2 separate regions of the Homo sapiens genome follow, and region 2 is linked to region 1. Evidence: chromatin loops called from intact Hi-C (ENCODE). Cell type or tissue: sigmoid colon. All regions are shown on one strand. Each heading gives the region's core, and the rest is flanking DNA. Links, peaks and the distances in the headings are about the cores only. Region 1 holds the start of PAPOLB (poly(A) polymerase beta). Region 2 overlaps MMD2 (monocyte to macrophage differentiation associated 2).

What was found. Peaks named below come from ENCODE experiments on the same cell type or tissue, not always from the same donor. Only the 100,000 strongest peaks of a DNase experiment are listed, where the experiment ranks them.
Region 2: it touches region 1 in a loop (9-fold over the local background); 2 of 110 quality-filtered maps call a loop at or near these places.

The regions. Positions count from the first base shown.
Region 1 is chr7:4,856,950-4,865,369 of GRCh38, reverse strand. All of the region lies in intron 2 of RADIL (Rap associating with DIL domain), which reads left to right. It overlaps PAPOLB (poly(A) polymerase beta), which reads left to right and starts at 3,340. Exons shown (of 1, transcript NM_020144.5): 1 at 3,340-7,632. The coding sequence starts at 3,560. The coding sequence ends at 5,473. It also overlaps the pseudogene RPL22P16. RefSeq lists an enhancer at 3,485-4,097. In sigmoid colon, for the core only: no CTCF peak of the experiment used is centred there; no DNase peak of the experiment used is centred there; H3K4me3 peaks cover 916 bases.
Region 2 is chr7:4,915,582-4,924,001 of GRCh38, reverse strand. MMD2 (monocyte to macrophage differentiation associated 2) reads left to right here. Exons shown (of 7, transcript NM_198403.4): 3 at 3,671-3,831; 4 at 7,923-7,997. Among named protein-coding and RNA genes, the nearest start is that of RADIL, 36 kb to the right of the region's middle. In sigmoid colon, for the core only: no CTCF peak of the experiment used is centred there; no DNase peak of the experiment used is centred there.

The sequences.
Region 1 (8,420 bases), core at 100-8,099:
AAAAAAACCACACAGAAAAGAAACAGTAAAAATACAATATTGTATTCTTGCAGGGCCATCATTGTATATATGGTCTGTTGTCCAAAATGTCATAATGTACATGACTGCAACTACAAGTTGTTTTATGTGCTATGAAAAAGAAGCACATGTGCTCATTTGGAATGGGGGGTGAGGGAAATTCACTCTCAAGAGGTGAAATGTAAGCCAGTCTCAAAGATGACAACACACCAACCAGGTAGAGAGCAGTGGGCAGTCGGTGGGGCAGGAAGAGCATTCTGGTCAGACAGAACAGCATTGTGTGAAGATCCAGGGATGAGAGAGAATGAAGCAAAGGCAGGCACTGCAAGAAGGCCATTGCAGCTGGTGCAGAGGGGAAAGTTGCAGAAGGTGCGGCTAGACAGATAGTTGGGGAAAAGATCTACCTGGCTTGTTATGTATTTTGGATTTTACACTGTGTATAATGGGAGGTCATTGGAGGGATTAAAAGATGACTCTGGCTCCTAGGTAGAGAATACTTTGAAAAGGTCAGTAATAGGAGATTAATTTAGTTGTTGTAGAAGTTGAAATGAGAGTTGATGGTGGCTTGGACTAGAGTTATAAGGGAACAGGTAGAAAGCAGTAGAGGGATTTTAAGTATATTCTGGAGGTGAAATCAACAGAACTTGTAAATGAATTGGATGTTGAGGATGCAAAACAGGGAGGTGTCCAGAATGACTCCCAGGTTTCTTGTATCAAGAGTTGGGTAGAAAGAGATGTCATTTCCTAAAATGGAGACTACTGAGAGAGAAGCAAACTGTGGGAGGATGAGTTAGAGTTCTCTTTAAACTATGTTAAGTTAAAGGCATCCAAATATAGGTGGCAACCACAGGCAGTCAGATAATATGGATCTGGAGTTCAGAAGAGAGTCTGATTAAAATATGAATTAATCTGTAAGTAAGTGGTATTTAAAGCTGTGGAAATCAGCAGATTAACCAGGCAGTGAATGTACATGCAGTGAGGAGAAATGAGGGCTTAGAATGGAAACTGGAGGAACTCCCAACATTTAGAGGTCAAGTAAAGGAGGAGGAATCAGCAAATTTGACTGAGGACTGGCCAGACATGTGGAAGACAAAGAGTATGGTGTCGCAGAGGCCAAGATGAAGCTACCATAGGTCAAAGAAGATGGAAATCATTGGGGTCATGGGTTGGGCAACATGGAGGTCACCAAAGACCTTGCTGATAGCTGTTTTTGAGCATGTAAGCCAATGTTGAAATGGATTAAAAAGAAGGTATTTATATTTCTGGCAATATATGGGATTAATTATCCCAGAAAATCTTTCTATGTAAAGTGCCTGGAAATGTTGGATAAATATAAGAAATCATTTTTTTGAATGCATAGCTGAGTACCCAGGAAAATAAAGGAAGTCTCTAGGGCTGGAAGAAAAAGGGATACCTTGAAACCTCAGGATTGTAGCTGATTCTGAAACTAGAACCGCCCTAGAGGCATTGGCCAGTCTTGGAAACTGAGAAACTTAAGTTTAGCAGCTGTCCAAGAAGAGACAGAAAGCTCTTGGGACCTTAAAAGGTAGGGAGTTAGAATTGAGACCCCTCCAAATACAATTGGAATCCTCAAAGGGTGACACATTGAGTGAAAAAATGGAGTAAGAAGAATCTGCTACCTGGTGAAAGGAGATGGCAAAGGAAGTTCTCTCTCTTGACTTGGGTGGGAAAAACTAAAGACTGTTCCTTAAAAATGAAAACCACATGTCCTCTTACATGTATTTGGGGTTCAAAGTTGCACCATCTAGATGTTGTGGATAATCCCTGGATAAGAAATTACACTGACTGCAATTCTATAGTGTACAAGAACATCTACTGGAAACAAAGCAAATCCTCTTTGGAAGGACACAGCGTCTACACAGGCATTCCAAGCTTCACCAGAAATGAGCTCACAATCCAAAATTACAAGACCCAAGAGGTAATACCACTCTGAGTTCTTGGATAACAACAAACTATACAGTTTCTCAAGAGCATTCGGAATTAGAATAATTAGTTATAGAGTACTAAATAAGTATGTTTAACACGTTTAAAGAAATAAAAGGTAGGGGGAAAAACATGAAAGAACAGAATGCCATCTAAAAGGCAGAGAAGCTTGGAAAAGAACAAAATAGTGAAATATAAGTATTTAAGTGGATATTTCAATGATGCTTAAACAGCAGACTAAATACAACTGAAGAGAGGACTTGGAGGTAATCTGGCATCACCCAGAAAGACACACGGCTTAAGAGACATGGAGGACAGAGTGAGAAGGTTGACAACGTGTCTAGATGAAGAGAATCAGGAGACAAGTGGGAGAACATATTCCCAGGAAGTGCCCAAGAAGCTTCTGGAGATCATAAAAAGCATGACTTCTGATTCGGGAATCATAGTGTATCCTGGGTAAGATTATATTTTTTATTTTTTATTTTTATTTTTAATTTTATTTTTTTTTTTGAGACAGAGTTTCACTCTTGTTGCCCAGGCTGGAGTGCAATGGTGTGATCTTGGCTCACCGCAACCTCTGCCTCTCAGGTTCAAGCAATTCTCCTGCCTCAGCCTCCCGAGTAGCTGGGATTACAGGCATGCACCACCACGCCCGGCTAATTTTGTATTTTTAGTAGTGACGGGGTTTCTCCATGTTGAGGCTGGTCTCCAACTCCTGACCTCAGGTGATCTGCCCGCCTCGGCCTCCCATAGTGCTGGGATTACAGGCGTGAGCCACTGCGCCCAGCCTGGGTAAGATTATTAAAGAGAAATCTATGCCTGGACACACAGTGGTGGGATCACAGGGCACTAGGGACAGACACTTTTATAGCTGCCATAAGAAAAGACAGACGAGCAGTAGTTCACCTAGCTGCGGAATTCTCAACGGGAACCAGAGGACAGCAGTATCGCGCCCTTAAAGCATGGCCAGAACACAAATGTCGACCTCGAAATGCTGCCCCAGCTAAACCAATGTCCAGCAACGGCCCAAGAAACAAGACAGAAGCTGCTTTCCACCGCGGGTTCCCACCACGAAGGGGTCTTTGGACTTCCAAAGGGTGCACGCTAGGGTGAAGAGTGCTGAGGGTGCCCCCAAAAAGGATGCACATCTGCGATGTCAAGGGACTTGGAGAGCAAAGAATTAGATGGGTAAAGTTGGGCAAATATGTAAAATAGTGGCAATAAAGGGTTGAGTTTGGCCGGTCATCAACAACGTGAATCCTGCCCACCCCCATGTATAGCCCCCCGCGCAGCGGTAGGAGCCCCAGCCCAGAACGCTGTGGCTCCCGTGAGCCCTCGCGCTGGCGGCGGGTGCGCAGGCGCCCGCGCGTGTACGGTAGGTTCTGGAACGCAGCCGCTGAGGGGTCTGGCGCCATGTTGGGGCTGAGGGGAAGGAGGAGAAGCTCCTGAAGCGGCGGGCGCGCAGCGGGAGTGGGAGTGGGGTCGGACCAGGGCAGCTAGAAGCCCTGCCCTTCCGCCTCAGCGGATCATGACCCGGGCGGCGGCCGCGAAGGTCGCGGTGGTGGGGGACGTGCCCTGGCGGGGCGGGCGCTGAAAGATGATGCCGTTTCCGGTGACAACCCAGGGACCACCGCAGCCGGCGCCGCCGCCGAATCGCTACGGCGTCTCCTCGCCTATCAGTCTAGCGGTCCCCAAGGAGACGGACTGCCTCCTCACCCAGAGGCTAATAGAAACCCTCAGGCCCTTCGGGGTCTTCGAAGAGGAAGAGGAACTGCAGCGCAGGATTTTAGTTTTGGAAAAATTAAATAATCTGGTAAAGGAATGGATACGCGAAATCAGTGAAAGCAAGAGTCTTCCCCAGTCTGTAATTGAAAACGTTGGAGGAAAGATTTTTACGTTTGGCTCTTACAGATTAGGAGTACATACGAAAGGCGCAGATATTGACGCCTTGTGCGTTGCACCAAGTCATGTGGATCGAAGCGACTTTTTCACCTCATTCTATGCTAAACTGAAACTACAGGAGGAAGTGAAAGATTTAAGGGCTGTCGAGGAGGCATTTGTGCCAGTTATCAAACTGTGTTTTGATGGGATAGAGATTGATATTTTATTTGCAAGATTAGCACTACAGACTATTCCAGAAGATTTGGACTTAAGAGATGACAGTCTACTTAAAAATTTAGACATTAGATGCATAAGAAGCCTTAATGGTTGCCGGGTAACCGATGAAATTTTACATCTAGTGCCAAACATTGACAACTTCAGGCTGACTCTGAGAGCCATCAAACTGTGGGCCAAGTGCCACAATATCTATTCCAATATATTAGGTTTCCTCGGAGGTGTTTCCTGGGCCATGCTAGTAGCAAGAACTTGTCAGCTTTATCCAAATGCAGTAGCGTCAACTCTTGTACGGAAATTCTTCTTGGTATTTTCAGAATGGGAATGGCCAAACCCAGTGTTACTGAAGGAGCCTGAAGAACGGAATCTTAATTTGCCTGTATGGGACCCAAGAGTAAATCCCAGTGATAGGTACCATCTTATGCCTATCATCACACCAGCATACCCACAGCAGAACTCCACATACAACGTGTCTATTTCAACCAGGATGGTCATGATTGAGGAGTTTAAACAGGGGCTTGCTATCACACACGAGATTTTGCTAAGTAAGGCAGAGTGGTCCAAACTCTTTGAAGCTCCAAGCTTCTTTCAAAAGTACAAGCATTATATTGTACTTCTGGCAAGTGCATCAACAGAAAAACAACATTTAGAATGGGTGGGCTTGGTGGAATCAAAGATCCGAATCCTGGTTGGGAGCTTGGAGAAGAATGAATTTATTACACTGGCACATGTGAATCCACAGTCATTTCCAGCACCCAAAGAAAATCCTGATATGGAAGAATTTCGTACAATGTGGGTGATTGGGTTAGGGCTAAAAAAGCCAGATAATTCTGAAATTCTCAGCATTGATCTCACCTATGATATCCAGTCTTTCACAGATACTGTTTATAGGCAAGCAGTGAATAGTAAGATGTTTGAGATGGGTATGAAAATTACTGCAATGCATTTAAGAAGAAAGGAACTTCACCAGCTGCTGCCTCATCATGTGCTTCAGGACAAGAAAGCACACTCAACAGAAGGTAGAAGATTGACAGATTTGAACGACAGCAGCTTTGACTTGTCTGCAGGCTGTGAAAACAGCATGTCTGTGCCTTCATCTACTAGCACTATGAAGACAGGCCCATTGATTAGCAGTTCTCAGGGTAGAAACAGTCCTGCCTTGGCTGTAATGACAGCATCTGTGGCTAACATACAGGCTACTGAATTTTCCTTGCAACAGGTGAATACCAATGAAAGTTCAGGGGTTGCATTAAACGAAAGTATTCCTCACGCTGTCTCTCAGCCTGCCATTTCTCCATCACCAAAGGCCATGGTCGCCAGAGTTGTTTCTTCAACATGTCTCATAAGCCATCCAGACCTTCAGGAAACTCAGCAACAAACATATCTAATCCTATAGTTGGAGTCTAGAGGATATTCTTGCCTCATAAAGAAGAAAGGACCAAGAAAACCAAAACGGAAGAGGAGAAACTCAATACAAAGACAAGTACAACTCCATTAGAAAAATTCAGACAGCATCTTCTCTATTGGCCTCTCAGGGAACATCAGTATAGATCTTTCCGGTATCCCTGTTCTCCCTGCAAATCCAATTCCTGTTATCAAGAATTCAGTAAAACAGGTTGAATGGTTAAAAACAACCTCAAGGGTCCATGAACAATATCTGCCAACTGAACCTGTTGTCTTCAAATACTAAGGAAGGAGAATGAGGGGTACGGGACTAGATATGACTTGAAATAGATTGAGGCTCATTTGGTAACTTCCTTTACTGAGCCAGTCTTGATCAGAAGTCCACATTAGTATGTGACAGCTAGAGGTACTGTTATTAATGTATCAGCAACAGTTACATTAACTATTTCAAAGGACTACTGCCCTTAAAATGAAAAAACCTTTCAGCTATGTTTGTACCCGTGACTGACATCTGGACTGGATTTATGCTTGATGCATTGTTGGGAAAATATGCAATACAAACTGGTATCAGAATTCCTTATACTGATGAGGCACTTTATATTTTTTATTAGAAAGTAGAACTAATTTTAGATTTTTCAAATTGGTGAATTTTATTTTTCCCTGAAGAGGTTTCTTCACTATTAATCTTAAAATTGGATACCATTGTGCAGCGGTGTACTGTACTTCAGAGAAAGCATAAAAGTACATCTAGCTCAGTCCCTATGAGGTAGCTGTAACCCTTTAAAATGAAATGTCAACTTTAAGGTATGTTTTTGACATCAACCATTAGTAGGTCTTTGGTTTTGATGGCACACTATGGAGAAAGGACACACTGGTTTTAATCTGTAGAACTGTTTTAGAGTAATTAGCAATCAAACATTTTCTTTGAGCTATCAAAGCTCCATATTCTCTTGTCCTCAATCATTAGTCCTAAAACAAAAAAGCTTTTTGCCTCCCTCTCTTCTCTTTGCCTGTATGCACACAGTATGCTTATGTGTCATTTCACAAGAAAAAAGGAATAATATTCTCTAAACCATGATGTGAAACTGACAATCCTGTGGCCACATGGCACAAAACACCAAATATTGGTTATGATGAAACACCACATTTTAGCAAAACTTTACTAAATGTAATGTCTATGAGATATGTTTCTGATCTTGGATGACCATTTGATCACTGCATATGAGAAGTTTTGTTCATTCCACAGAATACCTCCTTATAGGAAAGTTAATTTCCAATTGCACACATAAGCAAAAAGGCATTTTCTTCAAGAATTTTAAACACTTTTATTTTTAAACGATTTATCAAAATTCATCTCTAAATTTTACATGTAGAAACATAAAAAAGTAATTTCTAGCAAGCACTTGACATCTTACTGGCTTTCTGCTCTTTTAGTCTACAAAAGATCAGCAATACTTTAAGTTAAAAAAAATCTCATAATTAAGCAGTAGAGCATCTATGATTAGGAAATGTGAGGGGCAACAGATGTGAATGAATGAAAGTTGAGTCTTTCTTAATCTAGACAGCAAACTTAACAGGCTTTCCAATTAGCCTTGCTTTAACCCCTCCCGTCCCTCCTCTAACTCTGCACTTTTCATGTTAAACTGCAATTACTTAAACTCTTTTCCTGTCCTGCATTAATTTTCCAAAGTTGGAATATAGTCATGTCCTTTTATGCTGTAGAGACTTTTCTTTCACCATTACTTTCTGATATCTAGTACACAGTATTTCTTTTTCTCACATCTTTGCCGTTTCACCACAATAATAAATCGGGTGAAGTGTGCACAATATCTGTATTTTGAATGGCTATGGCGTTAGGTTGAAATGGCCAGGCACAAATTTAGTCTGGTCATTTTGTTTACACATTGGGAAAAAAATTAGTTTATTAAACATTACCTGTAACTGTGTCTGTTTTACCAAGCTGGAACCTTGGGACTTTTTATTTCTAATTTTTATTACCTGAATGTCAGACCATTTTTTCATGTGATGTACCTAGTGAGTGGAGTTTGCTTTGTTTTATGGTATCTGTACTCCTGGTATATTCAAGCACTGTTTTGAAAACAGATGACTTATTTCTCCATTAAAAATGCAATAAAAATAAATGGCAAACAAGCAAAGTGAAACTAAAATACTGGACAATAGTACGATTTAAATCTAAGATATGAATTCAGATGTACTTACATTGTTCTGAAGGAGGGTAGAGTCACTGATGAACCTTTCGATCTTACTAAGTCTAGAACGTAGTAATGTTTAGGGAAACATGAAAAGGTTAAAATTTCAAGTAAGTAAAAGTAAAAAATGAAGTTAAGCTGAATCCAGAAGAAGGCAGGAAAGAAAGGGGGAAAGCATACAAAAAAATAGAGTAAAAAGAAAACACGATCTATGGTCATGGAAATGAAACCAAGTATAACTGTCACTACAATAAATGGACCAAACTTCCTGATTAAAAAAGGCAGAGATGGTCAGATTCCACGGGAAAACCAAGTCCAACTGTATGCTGTTTTACTTAAAAGAGACACAACCAAAATAAAAGAATGGAAAAAAGGCACGCTAATGAAAAGAAGCTGGGATAATAACAACATTATTCAAGTAGGTGTCAGAGCAAAAATAATTATTAAGGGCAAGAGCACCATGCATTAATGATAGAAGTCCTACAGCATCAGGAACATTTAATGATTTAAAACTTGTCTGCACCTAATAACTCAGCCTCAACATAAAATAACAAAGATGAACAGAAATTGTTAAATGTGTCATTATCATAGAAGATTTCAAAACAGCCTTTCATTAATTGATATCAAGCAGATAAAAATAGAAGGGAAACAGTTTTTGAACACAGTCCGGTGTAGTGGCTGGTGGACTTTTCGCATTAAGGACCAGATAGTAAATATTTTCAGCTTTGT
Region 2 (8,420 bases), core at 271-8,270, 58 kb before region 1:
CCAGAATGGTCTCGATCTCCTGACCTCGTGATCCACCCGCCTTGGCCTCCCATAGGGCTGGGATTACAGGTGTGAGCCGCCGCCTTGGCCTCCCATAGGGCTGGGATTACAGGTATGAGCCGCCGTGCCCAGCCCACACTGGGTTCTAAGTTTGCATTTTCTCAGTCAGTCCCTTTTGAGCAGGTGCTCTGCTGAGCAGAGACTGGTTCTCACTGGCTCATCTCTGAAGTCCCATGCTGTGTGCATCGTAGGGGCTCGGAAAATATTTGAGAATGAACACATGATTCCCTCTTTTGCAAGGGAGGAAACTGAGGCTTGGGTGAGAGAATCTGCCCAAAGCCACAAGCTAACTCATCGACACAAGTCTACACTGCACCCCAAAAATAAAGCTCTAGGAAGAGAAGACCTGCCTTTGAATCCCAGCTCCATCATTTAGTGGCCCTGAGCCTCAGTTTCCTTATCTGTAGAATGGACATCGTAAGAGCCACTCCCAAGGGTGGCTGTGAGTGTTGCTGAAGGCACCATGTTGGCACAATGTAGGCACATTGACAAGTGTGTTTCTTTGACAGCACACTCCTGAGGAAAGAGGTGCTGAATTGGCCGGATGCAGTGGCTCACACCTGTAATCCCAGCACTTTGGGTGGCTGAGGCGGGCGGATCACTTGAGGTTGGGAGTTCGAGACCAGCCTGGCCAACATGGTGAAACCCCATCTCTACTAAAAATACAAAAATTAGCCAGGTGTGGTAGTATGCGCCTGTAATCCCAGCTACTGAGGTGGCTGAGGCAGGAGAATCACTTGAACCCAGGAGGCAGAGGCTGCAGTGAGCCAAGATTGTGCCACTTTACTCCAGTTGAGTGCAGGACAGAATGAGTGAAACTCGTTTACAAAAAAAAAAAAAGTGCTGAATTGATTCTGCCATCATACCTGGGAGAAGCTGTGAGGCTGGGGACAAAAACCTATTTATGATCTCCTCTGACCACTGATGCTATAAACACAAGGCATATTCATAGTCCAGCAGGCTCCAGGAAGTGGGTGACTGAGTCACAGGTACCAGGCCCCTGCTGTTAACTTATTCATTTGTTGGATGCTCCCTCAGTTAGCACCTATGAGCACAGGGTGAGGGCAGGGTGATGGGCATGTATCATTTCATTCCTGAGGACATGTCCTGTGCTCACAGGTTTGTGGAATGAATGAATGAGTGAGAGAGGAACTCAATGAATACTAGGCATGGTAGGTGATCGCAAAATAGCACAAACTAGGAGCCAGGCGCAGTGGCATGTGTCTGTGGTCCCAGCTACTCAGGAGGCCAAGGCAAGAGGATCATGTGAACCCAGGATGTCGAGGCTGCAGTGAGCTATGATTGTACCACTGCACTCCAGCCTGGGCAACAGAGAGCGATTCCATCTCTAAAAAAAAATGTATATATATTTTAAAATAGCACAAAACATAATTGGAGTCTACAGCCTAATGAGAAGCATGTCCCCAAATTATGAAGTAGCATGGATAGCTGCTGTTTATTTATTTTTTTTTAAATGGAGTCTTGCTGGGACTACAGGTGTGCGCCACCACGCCTGGCTAATTTTTGTATTTTTAGTAGAGATGGGGTTTCGCCCTGTTGACCAGACTGGTCTCAAACTCCTGGCCTCAAGGGATCTACCTGCTTCAGCCTCCCAAAGTGCTGGGATTACAGGCATGAGCCACTGCACCTGGCCAGTTTTTGTTTATTTTTTTAAGATGATGTAATAAGATTGATGAAAGTGATTTCTTTTTTTCTGAGATGGAATCTCTCTCTGTCACCCAGGCTGGAGTATGGTGGCGTGATCTTGGCTCTCTGCAACCTCCGCCTCCTGGGTTGAAGCGATTCTCCTGCCTCAGCCTCCCAAGTAGCTGGAATTACAGACGCATGCCACCATGCCTAGCTAATTTATGTATTTTTAGTAGAGAGGGGGTTTTACCATGTTGGCCAGGCTGGTCTTGAACTCCTGACCTCAGGTGATCCTCCTGGCCTCAGCCTCCCAAAGCGCTGGGATTACAGGTGTGAGCCACCGCACCCGGCCAGAAATGATTTTTTAAAGTTATAATTCCATCCCCTACAGCAAGGCTTCTATCTTCCCTGTTGATGTTCAGTCTGCCATACGCAGATGGACATGTGGGTGGCTGAAGGCCTCTTATTAAGGAGCCATCCCATTCTGGTGCATTGCTGTTGACCTGTCCCCATCCGGCGCCCAGCCTGGGTGTCGGGGAGGCTAGCGGGATACCTCTTTCCTTTGGGACTCACCTGGGCTGATCTTGCAGGCAGATTGCGTTCAGTGAGTCCTGGAGGATGCACACGGTAGGGGCTGAATTCCCACCTGCCTACTTTTTTTTTTTTTTTTTTTTGAGACAGAGTCTTGCTCTGTCGCCCAGGCTGGAGTGCAGTGGCGCGATCTGAGCTCACTGCAATCTCCACCTCCTGGGTTCAAGCAATTCTCCTGCCTCAGCCTCCTGAGTAGCTGGGATTACAGGTGCGCACCACCATGCCTGACTAATTTTTTGTATTTTTCAGTTGAGACGGGGTTTCACCATATTGGCCAGGCTGGTCTCGAACTCCTGACCTCGTGATCTGCCCGCCTCGGCCTCCTAAAGTGCTGGGATTACAGGTGTGAGCCACCGCACCTGGCCGCCATCCACTATTTAAACCTGTTTACAAGCTGAATGGTACCTGGGCGCCTGTGCTGCTTAGGGCTGGGCTCTTCCTTCAGGGCAGTCCAAGCAGATGAGGTCAGGACATCAGTGGTGATGATGGGTCACATGTGGCACATCATACTTCTCTGTGTGGTGGCCCAGAGAGGGGCTGGGATGTGGTGGGGATGGCCACTCTCTGGGACGTGGTCTTTGACCATTTCATACATGGACCCCTTTGAGAATTGAATCAAAGATCTAGACCTGCACTGTCCAGGTTGGCAGCCACTGGCCCCACATGGCTGTTGAAATTGACACCTGAGGCTGGGCATGGTGGCTCACGCCTATAATCCCAATCCTTTGGAGGCCAAGGTGGGAGGATAGCCTGAGGTCAGGAGTTCAAGACCAGCCTGGGCATTATAGCCAGACCCCACCTCTATAAAAAATATAAAAATTGGCCAGTCGTGGTGGTGGGTGCCTGTAGTCCCAGCTACTTGGGAGCCCAAGGTGGGAGGATCACTTGAGCCCAGGAAGTTGAGGCTGTAGTGAACTGCGATTGCACCACTGCACTCCAGCATGGGGGACAAGACAAGGAAGGACGGAAGAGAGAAAGGGAGGAAGGGAGGGAGGGAGGGAGGGAGGGAGGGAGGAGAGAGGGAGGAGGGAAGGGGAAGAAAGAAAGAGGAAAGGAAAAGAGAAAGAAAAGAAAAAAAGGAAAGGAAAGGGGAAAAGGGAAAGGAAAGGAAGGAAAGAAGAGAGGAAGGAAGGAAGGCTGGAAGGAAAGAAGGAAAGGGAAAGGAGAGAGGGAGGGAGGGAAGGAAGGAAGAAAGGAAATTTACACCTGAATCCCTTAAAGTGAAATAAAATGATTCCGTTCTTCAGTGGCACTGACCACATTTCAAGAGCCGAGTGCTGCCACGTTGGGCAGCTCAGCCGGGGAAGGGGCAGGAGGTGTGCTCTGAGCCACCCAGCTGCTGCACCTGTCCCTGCCGTCCCTGCCCCTCCAGTTCTGGATCATCCCCAGCATCCTGGGCAGCTCCAACCTCTACTTCCTGTCGGACGATGACTGGGAGACCATCTCTGCCTGGATCTACGGCCTCGGCCTCTGCGGCCTCTTCGTGGTGTCCACTGTGTTTCACACCATCTCCTGGAAGAAGAGCCACCTCAGGTGCCTCCCGCCCAGAGGGGACCCATGCCGGGTAGGGGGTCGGGGCAGGGGGACCCATGGCAGCCCGGGGGGTGAACCAGGATATCCGGTCTGCCTGGTGACATTCTCCACTGAGCTGGGAGGGGCTGGGCTGGGCGACTTTGCAGGAGGCTGGCTTTGCAGGAGGCACAAGCCCTGCCTTAAACAGGCTGCGGTTGAGTCTCTTCAGGGCGGACCACCTCGCCCACGGGAGCCTGGTTTGCTCACTTTTTTTGTTGTTGCTTTTTGTTTTTTCTGAGATGGAGTCTCACTCTGTAGCCCAGGCAGGAGTGCAGTGGCGCTATCTCAGCTCATTGCAACCTCCGCCTCCTGGGTTCAAGCAATTCTCCCGCCTCAGCCTCCCGAGTAGCTGGGACTACAGGTATGCACCACCACGTCCAGCTAATTTTTGTATTTTTTTGGGGGGTGGGTAGAGATGGGGTTTCGCCATGTTGGCCAGGCTGGTCTCGAACTCCTGACCTCAGATGGTCCACCCACCTCGGCCTCCCAAAGTGTTGGGATTACAGGTGTGAGCCACTGTGCCTGGCCAACTTGTTTTCTTTTTTGTTTGTTTGTTTGTTTTTTGAGAAAGAGTCTCAATCTGTTGCCCAGGCTGGAGTGCAGTGGTACAGTCTCAGCTCACTGTAGCCTCCACCTCCAGGGCTCAAGCACCTCCTGCCTCAGCCGCCTGAGGAACTGAGACCACAGGTGTGTGCCATCATGCCTGGCTAATTCTTGTATCTTTTTGTAGAGATGGGGTTCCACCATGTTGCCCAGGCTGTTCTCCAACTCATGGGCTCTAGTGATCCACCTGCTTCAGCCTCCCAAAGTGCTGGAGTTTCGGAAATGAGCCTTCACGCCTGACTTGTTTTGCTTGCTTCTGAGAGGACCAAGAGAAAAGCCCTTGCTGGCTGCAGGGTGGTCACGACGGGCCAGCTCCCCTCTGGGCTTCGTTCCAGGCATGCTACAGGCGCCATTCCCTAATCTTTCTAATAATTCTGCAATGCAGGCACTAGAATCCCTGATATTACAGTTTTGATTTTTATTTTTTTTTGAGATGGGGTCTCACTCTGTCACCCAGGCTGGAGTGTGATAACATCATCTCGGTTCACTGCAGCCTCCACCTCCAGGGCTCAAGCGATCCTCTTATCTCAGCCTCCCGAGTAGCTGGGACTACAGGCATGCACCACCTCATCTAGCTAATTTTATGTATTTCTTGTACAGATGGGGTTTCATCATGTTGCCCAGGCTGGCCTTGAATTCCTGGGCTCAGGCGATCTGCCCTCCTTGGCTTCCCAAAGTGCCGGGATTACAAGTGTGAGCCACTGTGCCTGGCTAGTTTTGATTAAAAAAAAAAAAATTACAGGCCAGGCAAGGTGTCTCATGCCTGTAATCCCAGCATTTTGGGTGGCCGAGGTAGGAGGATCACTTGAGGTCAAGAGTTTGAAACCAGCCTGGCCAACATGGTGAAACCCTGTCTCTCCTAAAAATACAAAAATTAGCCAGGCACTGGGGCTGGCACACACCTGTAATCCCAGCTACTCAGGGGGCTGAGGCACGAGAATTGCTTGAACCTGGTAGGCGGAGGTTGCAGTGAGTCTAGATAGTGCCACTGCACTCCAGCTAAGGCAACGGAGTGAGAATCTGTCTCAAAAAAAAAAAAAAAAAAGAAAGAAAGAAAAGAAAAAGAAAAGAAACCTTATTTGCTCAAGGTTGCATAGCAGCCACATTCAACTCAAGCTGACTCTGGGAATCCAGGCCCCCCATAAAGCTATATGCCACTCCCTTTAATTTCTAGGAAGACATGCAGTTGAGCCGTGCATACAATCATTAGTCAAATTTGTTCAGGGCTGCACTTTGCTAGACAGAGCCACAGTTTGTACTGGTCAGTGATTGCTTTGTAACCAAGTATCCCAGAGCACTATGGCTTAAAATAACAAGAAACACTTACTCTGTCTCAAATAAGAGTTTGAGAGCTTTAGCTGTGTGGCTCCAGTCTGTGCTGTTTCCTGTAGTCAGAGGCTGGCTGGGGCTGCTGTCATCTGATGGCTTGACTGGGGCTGGAGGCTCTAAGCTCCCTCACTTGGCTGGTGAGCTAGTGCTGGGTTGTAGTGTGGCTGTCTTCACAGCCACATGGGAGCTTGTTTTCCCCAAACTTAGCGACTTAATAGAACAAGGCAGAAGCTGTAATGTCTTTTATGATCTGGCCTCAGGAACCACACACCATCATTTCTGCAATGTCCTATTTGTTCCCTGAGTTTACCTTATTTGTTTTGGGAGGGGAGGGTCCCAGTGTGTGAATACTAGGGGCTTGACTCATTGGCACCATTGTGGAGGCTGGCACCATTCCAGTCCCATGTATTGAGGGTTATCGCTCACTATACAAGGTGAGGTCATCATAAAAATGGTTGGTGTTTATTTATTTATTTTTATTATTTATCTATTTTTTATTTTTTTTTTGAGACAGAGTTTCACTCTTGTTGCCCAAGCTGGAGTGCAGTGGCATGATCTCGGCTCACTGCAAGCTCCGCCTCCCAGGTTCATGCCATTCTCCTGCTTCATCCTCCCAAGTAGCTGGGACTGCAGGTGCCCACCACCACGCCCGGCTAATTTTTTGTATTTTTAGTAGAGACGGGGAATGTTTTGTATTTTTTGTAGAAACAGGGTTTCACCATGTTAGCCAGGCTGGTCTCAAACTCCTGACCTTAGGTGATCCACCCACCTTGGCCTCCCAAAGTGCTGGGATTACAGGCATGAGCCACCATGCCTGGCCAAAACAGCTGGTATTTATTGAGCACTTACTATGTACTGTGCTGGGTATTAGCTAATTTAATCCTCCCCACAGCCCCGTGTCAGGTTGCTGGCATCCTCCGTGTTTTACAGAGAAGGAAGCTGAGACCTAGAGCGAATAGGTAACTTGCTCAAGGTTATGTACTCCTGAAGTGTAGAGCTGGAATTCGAACCCAGGCCTTTTGGCTCCACAGCTTGGATCCGAACCACTAAGCTCTTCTAGCATTAGAATGTCAGCTCCCAGACAGTCTTGAGGGGCACGTAATTTAGTAGTTTTTGCACTTTTTTTTTGAGACAGGATCTAGCTCAGTTGCCCAGACTGGAGTGCAGTGGCACAAACATGGCTCACTGCAGTCTCCACCTCCCAGGGTCAAGAGATCCTCCTGCCTCAGCCTCTGGAGTAGCTAGGCCTACAGGCACACACAATTATGCCTGGCTGATCTTCCTAATTTTTAGTAGAGATGAGGTCTCACTGTGTTGCCCAGGCTGGTTTCCAACTCCTGAGCTCAAGCAATTCTCTTGCCTCAGCCTCCCAACGCTCTGGAATTACAGGTGTGAGCCACTCCATCTGGCCATTTTTGCACTTTGTCCACAGAATTCTTTCCCCATTATAAATCTTTGGAAAAACCCAGTATATAAAGCAGAAATGCACAGTGGCTCTGATTAAAGTAGGGGAGGATGGCCAGGTGCGGTGGCTCACGCTTGTAATCCCAGCACTTTAGGAGACCGAGGCGGGTGGATCACTGGAGTTCAGGAGTTTGAGACCAGTCTGGCCAACATGGCGAAACCCCGTCTCTACTAAAAATACAAAAACTAGCTGGGCATGGTGGCAGGTGCCTGTAATCCCAGCTACTTGGAAGGCTGAGGCAAGAAAATGGCTTGAATCCGGGAAGCGGAGGTTGCAGTGAGCTGAGATCGTGCCACTGCACTCCAGCCTGGGAGACAGAGCAAGACCTTATCTTAAAAAAAAAAAAAAAAAAAAAAAAAAAAAGTGGGACGGAGGATGTTCAATCCTTACCTGTAGGGGCGCAAGGCCCTCAGTGGGACCCCCGAGGCAAGGTGTCTCCATGCAGCCCCTAGGGTGATAAGGAGCCTGGTTTGAAGACCACTGCTCTGGTCACTTACAGATGGGGATTCTGAGGGCCAAGGGGTCTTGGCTGGACAGAGGAGCCCAGCCCTGCTAACCTGTAGGCAGGCACGATCAGTCCAGGGCACGGCTCTGGGGGCACTGGCCCTTCCCTGCTGTGCAGGGGCTGTGACTGCCGGCTTCTCTGCCGCCCTAGGATGGTGGAACACTGTCTACACATGTTCGACCGGATGGTCATCTATTTCTTCATAGCGGCTTCCTACGCACCCTGGTGAGTACCGTCCCGCCGCCCAGCAAACCCTTGGCGGCCTTTCTTTTCATTGTTTGAATTTATTTTTCTATTTGGCTGGGTAATGTGTTGACTTGGCACAAAGGAGTTAGGTTAAAAGCTTCCCGCCACCCTTTTTTCCTTCCTGGAAGCAGCTACTTATACCCACTTTCCTGTGTTATTTTATGCAGAAAATAACTCACTTCTTGAGTTATTTTATGCAGAAAAAGCAAATATATACATTGTTTTTTTTTTTTCTGAGAATTCTGAGACAGAATCTCACTCTGTCACCCAGGCTAGAGTGCAGTAGCGAGGTCTTGGCTCACTGCAACCTCTGCCTCCCTGGTTGAAGCGATTCTCCTGCCTCTGCCTCCCGAGTAGCTGGGATTACAGGCACGCGCCACCACGCCCAGCTAATTTTTGTAT